2 separate regions of the Homo sapiens genome follow, and region 1 is linked to region 2. A link is a loop called in an ENCODE intact Hi-C map of the cell type or tissue named here. Cell type or tissue: heart right ventricle. All regions are shown on one strand. Links, peaks and the distances in the headings refer to the core of each region. The heading gives the core; the rest is flanking DNA. Region 1 overlaps LOC105369308 (a long non-coding RNA gene). Region 2 overlaps HLCS (holocarboxylase synthetase).

Region 1 (5,494 bases), core at 223-5,222, 300 kb after region 2:
TCACAGTAACGGCACAGGCTTAAGTGTACTGCATGTATTCTAAAGGAAAGATGCTGTCCCAGCAACTCACCTTGTTTACAAGTTGACCAGTCCTCCCAAGAATGACCCCACATCCCCTGCTAGTTCCCATAATGATACCCTTCCTGACTGTCCTTATTTGAGAAGTCTATAGCTCCCCAGTGTGTGCTCCCTTGCAAGCTAATGCAACTCACTGTGTTTGACAAGTGTGTTCCTGGTGGTCTTGGGCTGGTAGCTTTAACATTTGAAACAATTTAAAATGTGAAGTCTTGCATTGTTGGTTATCTTTGCTTTAGTCTGCCCAAAATATCTATTTGCCAATAGGGATACTTGAATTTGTTACAGAAGCAATCAATGCAAAAGGGTAAGTTTTGGCTTGAGAGAGGCTGCTCCTAATTCCTTTATCTTTGCTCTCTTTGAGCCAGGAGGACTCAGCTTTAAGAAACAGTGAAGCCTTTGAAGAAGGAAGTCTCCCATTTATCCTACTCTAGGAAGGACCTTTACATGCTCCATGCATTCAATGTTTACAATAACAAAAGTGGCTCTGATGTTTCCTGTTGTGCAAGAGAAGGTGAAGTCAAGAGATATTCGGTGACTTGCCCCAGTCCTCCTTCCCAGGAAGTGGCCAAGGGGTCTTTACAGGTTGATGTAAGATTGGCCCTGTGCAGTTCCCAGGAGGTCTGGGGTAAGAGTGGATGGGCCAAGGCCCTGCGGGGCCACATTCTCCTGATGGGACTCGTGTGGCCAGACTCTGCTCCTGTCACTTGGAGACTGTGTAGTGGCCATCTCCACTCATCCTGGGACTGGTGCTATGAAGTTGCCACCAAGAAGGATGTTTCCCTTTTCTTCCTCCCCACACCCACTTCCCCACAGGGTGTGGTGGCAGCAGGTGCCTCTTCTGCATGGCCAGGGTCCCCCATCGCTCACAGCTGTCAGTGTGCACATGCTCAGACCTGCACCATTCCTGTCCAGCCCCTGCAGTTACCACCTGGAATCTTCAGCCAGGACTTGGAGGCTGTGAGGTCAGTCGGGAAGTGGATCAGGAGGCCACCCCCTTCTGTGGCACTTCTGAGATGACAACTTGTTTCACAGTTGGATGGGGGTGGGGAAGGAAAGAGCGGCCCCATTATTCCAGAACATTTTATCCACACAGGCTCAGACACCCTGTGATGAAGAGTCCAAGAACAGCCTGAGATAAGGATGTCATTCTTCTTTCACAGGCCCCACGATGGGTTTATCTTTTGGGACCAAGACATTGGGTCCCTACATGTTTTCCCCTACCCTTCTTAGGAAATAAAATATCAAACAACCCACAGTCCCGGAGCAGTTATTATTCAGATAGTTCCAACCAGAACACCCTCATGAATTCTGTCCAGTTCATGCAGCATTTTGCCTGCATTACTGGGTGAGGAAACAGCTCTCGGCCCCTTTGCTGGATGGTTTGAGAGAGGACAGGAGCATTCAGTCATCCTGGCATCCCAGATCCTCCAGGAGCTTGTTATCATTTAGGGACAGCCTGCATCTGAGAGAAGGTTTGGCAGGACTGCTGTCAGCCTGACTGCTGGCTTCTTTGAACCATCAGTTCCGGGAGAAGCAGGGGCCACTTTTCTTGTAAGTTCCTGGCGCTCAGACATAATAAGCATCAGTTAGCAGCTCTTCACCCCTCACCAATGTTAGTGCTGGCTACTGAGTCTTCAGAGCTGTGAGGGCACGGAGTTTATAATCCAGAGAAGTCACCCTGCCAGCACGTTTCCCACCTGGAATGGGAGGCAGAGGGTGGGGGAAGAAGGCAGCATTGGAAAAAACACCCACAAGTCCTGTAGACCTGATCTCCCTTTCAGGGTTAGGATGTGGCTTTTTTCAGACTTACAGGAAAAGACAGACTGTTGGCAGGTTAATCCAGATCATCAAAGGAGGGACAGGCCCAGTGGTTCACTCCTGTAATCTCAGCACTTTGGGAGGCCACGATGGGCAGATTGCTTGAGGCCAGGAGTTCAAGAACAGCCTGGGCAATATGGTAAAACCCCATATCTACAAAAAATACAGAAATTAGCCAGGCATGGTGGCATGCACCTGTAGTCCCCGCTACACGGGCGGCTGAGGTGGGGGAATCACCTGAGCCCGGGAGGTTGAGGCTGCAGGGCGCAGTGATTACACCACCATACTCCAGCGCAGGTGGAGTGAGACTCTGTCTCAAAAAAAAAAAAACAAAACACTAAAGGATAAAACCCCAAACTGGTCTGTCTATGATATAGACAGATAGGTTATTTTTATTCCAGGGTATGGTAAAAAGTGCAACTCTCCTAAGCTGCCCTTATCTGTGGCAGCAAAAAGCCAAACATTCGCCTTCTTGTTAATGGGTTTTCACAACTCAAACACTCAACGTAGGTCAATTTTGAATGTCAGGTGCTCAACCACCCCGCTTTTTTCCATCTTCTCCAAGAACTGTGATGGAGACCAAATAAGTCTTCTCAGTTCTTTGGTCAGCCTATCCTCCAAGCTGGCCCTGTATCTGCTGAGGGCTGGCTGCAGACCTGTTCTCCAACCTGAATATGTAGGCACTAAGGGTGTGGCTTCTGAACCACACTGCTCTCAAAGGATGGCTGTTGTTCATCCAAGTGGAAGGGGTGGTCTGAGAGATGTTTAGACACTGACGTGTCTCGGGCATTTCAATAGCTATGGGGGCCATACTAGCTGCAGTCCCACTTCTCAGTGGCCAGGGGTTGAAGGCAAGAGTCAGAGACTTTTCCCCCCAGCTTCCAGCAGCTCCCAGATTCTTGCCTGCAACTGAATCATATACGTGAGCGTACTGAAAAGATGTTTCCCCCATAGACAGCTGGCCCCAAACGCCAGAAATTTCCGAAAATAGAGTCATCCAGACCAGCTGCTCAGAGGCGTCAATAAATTGCAAAACAGGTTGGTAGCGGAGATGGTGTGATTCTAGCCTAATCCCTGGGAGGCTGTCACATCCCCGGACATCCGGAATCCTTCCAGGGCTGGATGGGAAAGCTGGGGTCACCTCACCTGTCTGCAGGGTTAATCCAGTCCGGTGCCACCGCCTGAAGCGGATCAGGCGCCCCCTGGTGGATGCTTTTCAATATTCCCCTTAGGAAAGGCGAGCTCATGCGACCCTAGGAATGGTTGGTTCCACAAGGTTGTAATAGGCTTCAGAAAAAGGGGAGACATTGAGATCATCTAAGACATATCTCTGGTTTCAAAGATAAGGAAAGGGGGGCCAAGAGGATAAGCTCCATCCCCATGGCTGTAGAGCTACTAAGGGCGGAGCAGGGATTAGACTCGGCCAGTCCAATGGTACCCCAGGACCATCTAACATCACAAGGGACTTGGTCTTTCTACCTCGCCATGTCTTTAACTGGAAAAATCTCAAATCGGGTGGGATGAATTGTAACCTTTTTCTAACTCCTGTGTGCAGCTGGCAATAGGTTAGCTATTTGGCGGAAACCAAATAACTAGAGGAAACTCTCATATTTTAGTGACATTTTGAAAGACTTCTGCTTTAGCAAGCTGTGTATCTCCCAGCAACTGTTTTTCTTTTAAATCAGTGACAGCTTGGAGTTTCTAACTAGGAATTTAAAAAAATATATATTCTGGAGGAGGGGTGAGTGAGAATGTATTCTTATTTTCTTTCTTTTTTTTTTTTTTTTTTGTCATCCATGCTGGAGTGCAGTGGCATGATCATAGCTCACTGCAGCCTCCAACTCCTGGCCTCAAGTGATCCTCCCATTTCAGCCTCTGGAGTGGCTGGGATCATAGGCTCATGCTACCACACCTGGCTAAGTTTCAAATTTTTTTATAGAGACACGGTCTCACTATGTTGCCCAGGCTGATCTCAAACTCCTGGGCTCAAGTCATCTTCCCGCCTCAGCCTTCCTAAGTGCTAGAATTACAGGTGAGAGCCAAGGTGCCTGGCCCAGAAACTATTTCTTACAGAAAATAGGGCTACCTGTCCCCTCATTTCCCAAGATTGAGTGGGGAAGTTGCTGCTTTCTTTCTTTCTTTTTCTTTTTCTTTTTTTTTTTTTTTTGAGATGGAGTCTCGCTCTGTCACCCAGGCTGGAGTGCAGTGGCGCGATCTCCGCTCACTGCAAGCTCTGCCTCCCGGAGTTCATGCCATTCTCCTGCCTCAGCCTCCCGAGTAGCTGGAACTGCAGGTGCCCGCTACCATGCCCGGCTAATTTTTTGTGTTTTTAGTTAGAGAAGGGGTTTCCCCGTGTTAGCCAGGATGGTCTCGATCTCCTGACCTCCTGACCACCCACCTCGGCCTTCCAAAGTGCTGGGATTACAGGCATGAGCCACCGCGCCTGGCCACTTAATCATTTTTAAGGGCATTTCTCTCCTGGCATTATGTTAAAAATTTTTTTTTTGTTGGACCATCTACTGGGCTCCCTGGGTGACAAAACGAGGGGCACCCTTGATAACGAAACGACGTCAGTTCCAATGCAGAAGCTTCTTAATCATCTTCATCTAGACGCTTCTTGTAATGACCTCAGTGAAATCAAAGGACATAACCATCAACATGAACATGTTGAAAAAACTCTAGGACCCAAATAATACAGTCCAGGACCCAAATAATACATTCCAAATAATACAGCCTTCCTTGTAGGCAAGCATCATGAAGGGATGGAACATAAATCCACTTAGGATGGAAACCATCGCAGGGCATGGTTAGCAGATGGTGGGGAAGTCTGAGCTGCACAAAGCCTTCCTCAGGAGCGTAGCTTCAGAAGCTTGACGCACATCACGTGTGGATGCTTCAAAAGCTTGCATCACAGGCTGGTCCTAGTGGATGCTCACAGGGTCATTGTCTCTCTGCTGTTTTTTGGGGACAACCCTCATTTAGGGACAGAGTGCACAGCAATTAGCCTGTTCTTAAGCACTCGGGATGCCTGAATCTTTATTGCCTATATGCATTAACTAGCGAAAGTTGCAGTTTTTATTAAACTCAGCCCTGGCAGACGCCTGTTTAGTGTGAGTTAGAAAGCCAGGCTCAACTCAGAGGATAATGCAACCCACATGTTGAATGGCGTGCTTCACTGACTTACAGAAATATCTCAGGTAGCAAGTATTTTCTTACTGCCCTGTTAGAAAAACATGCGCCCAGCTCACACTGTTTGCTTTTTGCACCCTTTGCCGTTACAAAAATATAATGGATGTGCAGAGGTAGGAGAGTAGGTGACGCCCTGGCGTGGCTTTGGGGAGTCGTGTTTGCTGGCAGAGCAGAGCAGATGCTGCGGCAATGATAATATTCCGGAATGTATTTCAGGGTGTTTGTTGTGATAGCCAGTAAATCAGCGAAGGGACGAATTGACTCTATGGTCGACTTCCCCTCAAGCAGAGAAGAGGCAAGTGGCTTTTGCTTGTTACTTTTAGTTCACCTTGAAGTCCTGGCCCATGAAGTCCAATTTCAGATGGATGCCTGCAGGAGTGAGGAGGCTCTGTGGGGCCACCTGGCACCA
Region 2 (5,238 bases), core at 239-5,238:
TCTGCCCGCCTTGGCTTCCCAAAGTGCTGGGATTACAGGCGTGAGCCACCGCTCCCGGCCCTAGATATTTTGTTCCTATAATCAAGTTAAGTAACTTGCGGAAGGTCATATGACTGATGAGTGTGGAACATCAGTACCTGGAGAGAGATGATGACTGTCCAGGGTCATTTCCACCGTGGCCTCTCAGCCTGACAACCAAAATTTGAGTAGGCTCTTTGGAATCGTTCTTTTGTTGGCCATGACTTTCCAGATATACAGCTTCAGAGTTTATATGCTATTGATAATTAGAAAAATTCATGTTCAAGTTTTCTCTTGTGGGTTATACTGTGTCCCTTAATTTTCAGAGGAGAGCAAAGCTATGAGCTATCTGGGTGTGATGTGCTCACTTGGAGAAGAAAACTGGTAAAGAAATTTTTTGGCCAGATGTGGTGGCTCATACATGTAATCCCAGCACTTTGGGAGGCTGAGGTGGGAGGATCGTTTGAGCCCAGGAGTTCAAGACCAGCCTGGGCAACATAATGAGATCCTGTCTCTAAATTTAAAAAAAAAAAGAAAAAGAAAAAAGAAACTGTTTTTCTCATTGCCTGTGAGTGCCCTCAGTTTACATAGTGCTATCTTTCCCCTTCAGGTGCACTTAGAACTACCTCCCAGCTCCAACATAGTGCAAACTCCAGAAGATTTTAACTTGCTCAAGTCAAGCAATTTTAGAAGATACGAAGTCCTTAGAGAGATTCTGACAACCCTTGGCCTCAGCTGTGACATGAAACAAGTTCCTGCCTTAACTCCTCTTTACTTGCTGTCAGCTGCGGAGGTGAGTTGTGGGCTCAGCTGGGCAGAGCGCGCTGTGACGTGGCCCTCTTCACAGTGGCGACCCGTTGCTTTAATTGTTTTATTTTGGTTGGTTTTGATTTTCCATTTCTGTTTTGACTTCGGGTTTGGAAATCATCTTCAAGATGTGCAAATATTCATTTTGTTGGGGGAGGATTATATATAAGAGAGGGCCAACTAGTAGAGTTTAGAAAGGTGTTAAGTCTGCAGGTGTGGCCCTTTCCACGTTAGGGGGAAGAGGGTCCCTGTGTCAAGAGTATATTCAGACTGTAACTTTATTCATTTGGGATTGAAAACATTTGTTTTGACTTGAGCCACTTTCAGCAAATCTTTGGAACAATCACATTTGTGCTAATGTCTGCCATCTTGTGGCAACAGCGCTCTGGGTTTCACGTCTGTGAGTCGTGTCTGACAGGAAAATGCCCACGGAGCTGGGAATGTGTTCGGGAATTCTCTTGGCCCATGCCTGCACTTGCTGCCTGTGATTGATACCTGGTTTTGGGCAGGTCGCCAGATTCTCCAGGTGTAGGTTCTTGCTAATCCCCCTGCTTGGCCATACTATCAGTTTCATAGTCATTGTGACAAATTATTTTGTCTATTTCTGTTGTCTTCTCTGAACAGACAAATTTGTGAGTTGAATGACATAACCATGTAGTTTCTGCAAACACCCAATAGTCTAGGTGACTTTAAACACTAAACTTACCTACTTTCTCTTGAAACAAACAAATTATACCTCTCATCCCAACATTTTTTAAAAAGGAGGCACTTTCTTTTGTGTTACACTGTGTCCCTTAGTTTTTGGAGGAGAGCAGAGCTATGAGCTATCTGGGTGTGATGGGCTCACTTGGAGAAGACAGATAGAAAATCTGAGAGCACTGCCAGTCCCCTAGACCTTCTCTGTCGCCTTTTCCTGGGGATGGAGGGCTGGGGCTGGCTACCTTAGCCAGTGCCTGCTCTGAGGCTCCCAGCTGGGGAAGTCCGGGAGTGAGGTGGCCTGGCCTTGCCCTTGGCAGAGCTCCCTGCCCTTTCTCGGAGTTCTGATCATGCTGGTCTTCGGACTTGACCTCCGGACTCTTGGACAGAGTAGTGGATAGGAAGAGTGGCCCTGCCCCAGGTTATTCTCTTGTGAGTGGAAGTTTGGAACTCTTGGCATTTCTGGTGTATTTAGGATGAGTATAACCTGAAATACCCATGTCAGGGCTTTGTATCATGTGTCTGCTTATATTCAAGCACACAACAGATGCTTCACATTTTTGTCCTTCCAGTTTTTTAAACAGCCTGGGGCAGTGGGAGGTGATACTTTTTCACCTGTTCATTGATCAATTGAGGGAGTATTGATTTCCCCTTTCACAAACTTTGGGAATGAAATGCTTGAACATGATTAAAGCAAATATTTGCTCTGTATACACATACATGGACACTCCCTACTAAGCCCCTTATTACATAATAACTTTGGAAAATAATTATTTTCAGAAATGTTCACTTCCCATTGCGGGCCCTCCACTTGGCCTTGTTGATTTTCTTGGATATCTGTGCTGTGGACTACTTTCCTCTCAGCTGCTTATTTCTGACTGAATTCTGCTTTACTTTGGGAGCCCAAGGAATGGAATGAGTACGTGTATGTTGTACATATCCTCATTTCTTAATGTTTATTTTTAGTTTTTGAGGCAGGGTCTTGCTCTGTTGCCCAGGCTGGAGTGTAGTGGTGCAATCATGGCTCACTGCAGCCTCCACCTCCCAAGCTCAAGCGATCCTCCCACCTCAGCCCCCCGAGTAGCTGGGACTACAGGTGTGCATCACCATGCCTGGCTAATTTTTAATACTTTTTGTAGAGACAGGGTTTCGCCATGTTGCCCAGGCTGGTCTTGAACTCCCGAGTTCAAGCAATCTGCCTGCCTTGGCTTTCCAAAGTGTTGGGATTACAGGCATGGCGCTCCCGGCCTCTTAATGTTTATTAACTCTGCTTAGGTGTCCTTGAATCTGCTGTAGAAGGAAATGGCAGAAGTCAAGGTTTTATATGATGTTTTCTTGGAATACAAGTTCTCTAAAGGATTATAGTGCAAATGAATTTGAAGGTGGATATGCACTGCCTGAGGTGGTCTTTCCGGAGGCAGCTGAATTCCTCCTGCATCTAGTCACTGTGCTATGGGTCAGTATTTATAGATCTGGACCACAGAGACTGGGAATGGAATTGGGTTTGTGCTTTGTATTTGGTTTTCTTTCTGGCATCCCTACTTAACAGATCTCAGTCATCCTCACGGAATTAAGTTCCATGGAGAGGATCTTGGCACCCAGTCATCTGCTAAATCCTGCCTGTCCATTTGGCTCATCGCCTGCCTTAGGGATTGGATGCCTGGGCTGGCTTTCTGCTTCCTGTGCCCTGCAAGACACTCTGTTGCTGGGAGTCAAAGATCTCTCACCACAGGGTGTCGCTGCTGAGCTAGGCTGCCTCGCATACAGGACCCTAGAACTATAAAGTTGTTCTTCAGAGATTTAATTTTTTTCTGTCTATATCAGTTTCACATAGTATAATTTTATAGTTTTCCATTATATTGGTGGCACTTTCTTTTGGGTCTGCAGAAATTATTTCAATGTCCCAGTTAATAATATTCATCTTTCATTCAACGTTTACTGTGTCCTAGGTACTATTATAGTATGGGATATGAAAGAACAAAATAAATATGCTAGTTATCTAAATAGTTTTACTGCGTACCAGCTGTGTTTACACAGTTTGGTGCCTTGACACTTGCTCTTTATGACGAATAGCGCAGAAGATTTATGTGCTTCTCCGTTACTGTGATATAACTGGAAAGAATAGTAGCAAGACCCAAAGAGAAAAAACACTCGCCTCAGCGACGGTCAGCCCTTGGCATTTGGGAAGGATGTGCTCGGAGACCTTCATCGACACCCAGACACCATGGTAGCGTGTGATTCCCACTATAAAACCCAGTCATGTGTGGCTCCATCAGTGTCACTGTGCACGATACCAAGAGGAAGCAGGGCTTGGCTGAGATGCAGGCTGTGGGCGGCTGAGCTGGGCTTCCTCCGACCAAGGCTTTCACGTTTAATTGAACCTCCCAGGAGCAGGATTGAAATTTGGGTCTCAGCAAAATGACAAAAAGTTAAACCATAAAACAAACACACAAACACACGTTTACCACACACCTATCTCCGTAGAAAGAAGACTGGGCCAGGTGCAGTGGCTCAAGCCTGTAATCCCAATGCCTTGGGAGGCTGAGGCAGGTGGATCGCTCAAGCCCAGGAATTCGAGACCAGCCTGGGCAACCTGGCAGAATTTCGTATTCTTTACAGAAGATACAAAAATTAGCCAGGCATGGTGGCGCATACCTGTAGTCCTAGCTACTCGGGAGGCTGAGGCAGGAGGATTGCCTGAGCCAGGGAGGTTGAGGCTGTAGTGAGCTATGATTGTGCCACTGCACTCCAGCCTGGGCAACAGAGTGAGACCCTGTCTCAAAAAAAAAAAAAAAAAAAGGAAACAAGACTGGAAGGAAATCTGGTATATATGGGACTTATTTGTGGTGGAGTGCTTAAGGGTGATTTTAATAATCTTTTAAAACTTTCTCTGTATTTTCCAAATTTTCTATAATGATTATATATATAATAAGCCAAATTAGTTATTAGTTATTTTATAATGAGCCAAATTGGTTATTTGTTATGAGTTATTTTATAATGAGCCAAATTAGTTATTAAAAACTAAAAACAAATGACTGCGTGTCATTGGACTTTGAAGGCATCTCACACATGGTCACACTTGAATGTTAAAAGGCAGGGAATCTCATAGGTGTTGATACTTTGGTTAATATTAATATTTGACATATTATTTAGAAAGGGTTCGCTCTGATAGTAAAACACGTGACTCTTGTTCATGGCCTGTGGCAGCTGTGACTTCCAGGGTTAACTGTGAGCTCTGAGTTGGTGTGTGGGGGCCTCCGAGCTGAAGCTGTCCCTTTGCTTCTGTGGGTGGAAGGTACCCCTGGGTGCCCTACCCCTGCTTGGATGTTCCAGTTTCTTGGCAGAGCCCTTTGAACTGTTTCTCCAAGACCATATATATGGGGACCTCTCCATGGCTTCCTCTCTGCAGATGTTGGTGGGTGAGAGACTGATACACCACATGGCTCACTGTGGGGTGTCCGGGGTGCGATCACCTGGTGGCCACCACATCTTCCCGCCACCAGTGGGTGACAGGCAGTCAGCAGCAATACATCTTTACTGTGCTGGGACATGAATGTTTTTGAGAAACACTGATTTTATAGAAGAAACATAATCCTTTCCCTTACAGAACACCAGAAAAAACATAATTCTTTTATATTTTATAGAAACATTTTAATAGATTTTATTTTCTATCGAATCTGATGTTCTAGAGAAAATGTAATTCTTTCCCAGTTGAGA

What was found. A loop is a pair of places that touch in the nucleus more often than their neighbours do. Peaks named below come from ENCODE experiments on the same cell type or tissue, not always from the same donor. Only the 100,000 strongest peaks of a DNase experiment are listed, where the experiment ranks them.
Region 1: it touches region 2 in a loop (4-fold over the local background); 65 of 110 quality-filtered maps call a loop at or near these places.

The regions. Positions count from the first base shown.
Region 1 is chr21:36,628,520-36,634,013 of GRCh38, reverse strand. LOC105369308 (a long non-coding RNA gene) reads left to right here. Exons shown (of 3, transcript NR_188246.1): 3 at 444-1,333. Among named protein-coding and RNA genes, the nearest start is that of SIM2, 68 kb to the left of the region's middle. In heart right ventricle, for the core only: a CTCF peak has its summit at 3,111 (motif pointing left); a DNase peak (open chromatin) is centred at 3,093; H3K27me3 peaks cover 2,604 bases.
Region 2 is chr21:36,925,824-36,931,061 of GRCh38, reverse strand. It overlaps HLCS (holocarboxylase synthetase), which reads left to right. Exons shown (of 11, transcript NM_001352514.2): 5 at 629-811. Among named protein-coding and RNA genes, the nearest start is that of HLCS-AS1, 38 kb to the left of the region's middle. RefSeq lists a silencer at 3,117-3,309. In heart right ventricle, for the core only: CTCF peaks have their summits at 3,056 and 3,255 (motif pointing right); a DNase peak (open chromatin) is centred at 3,241.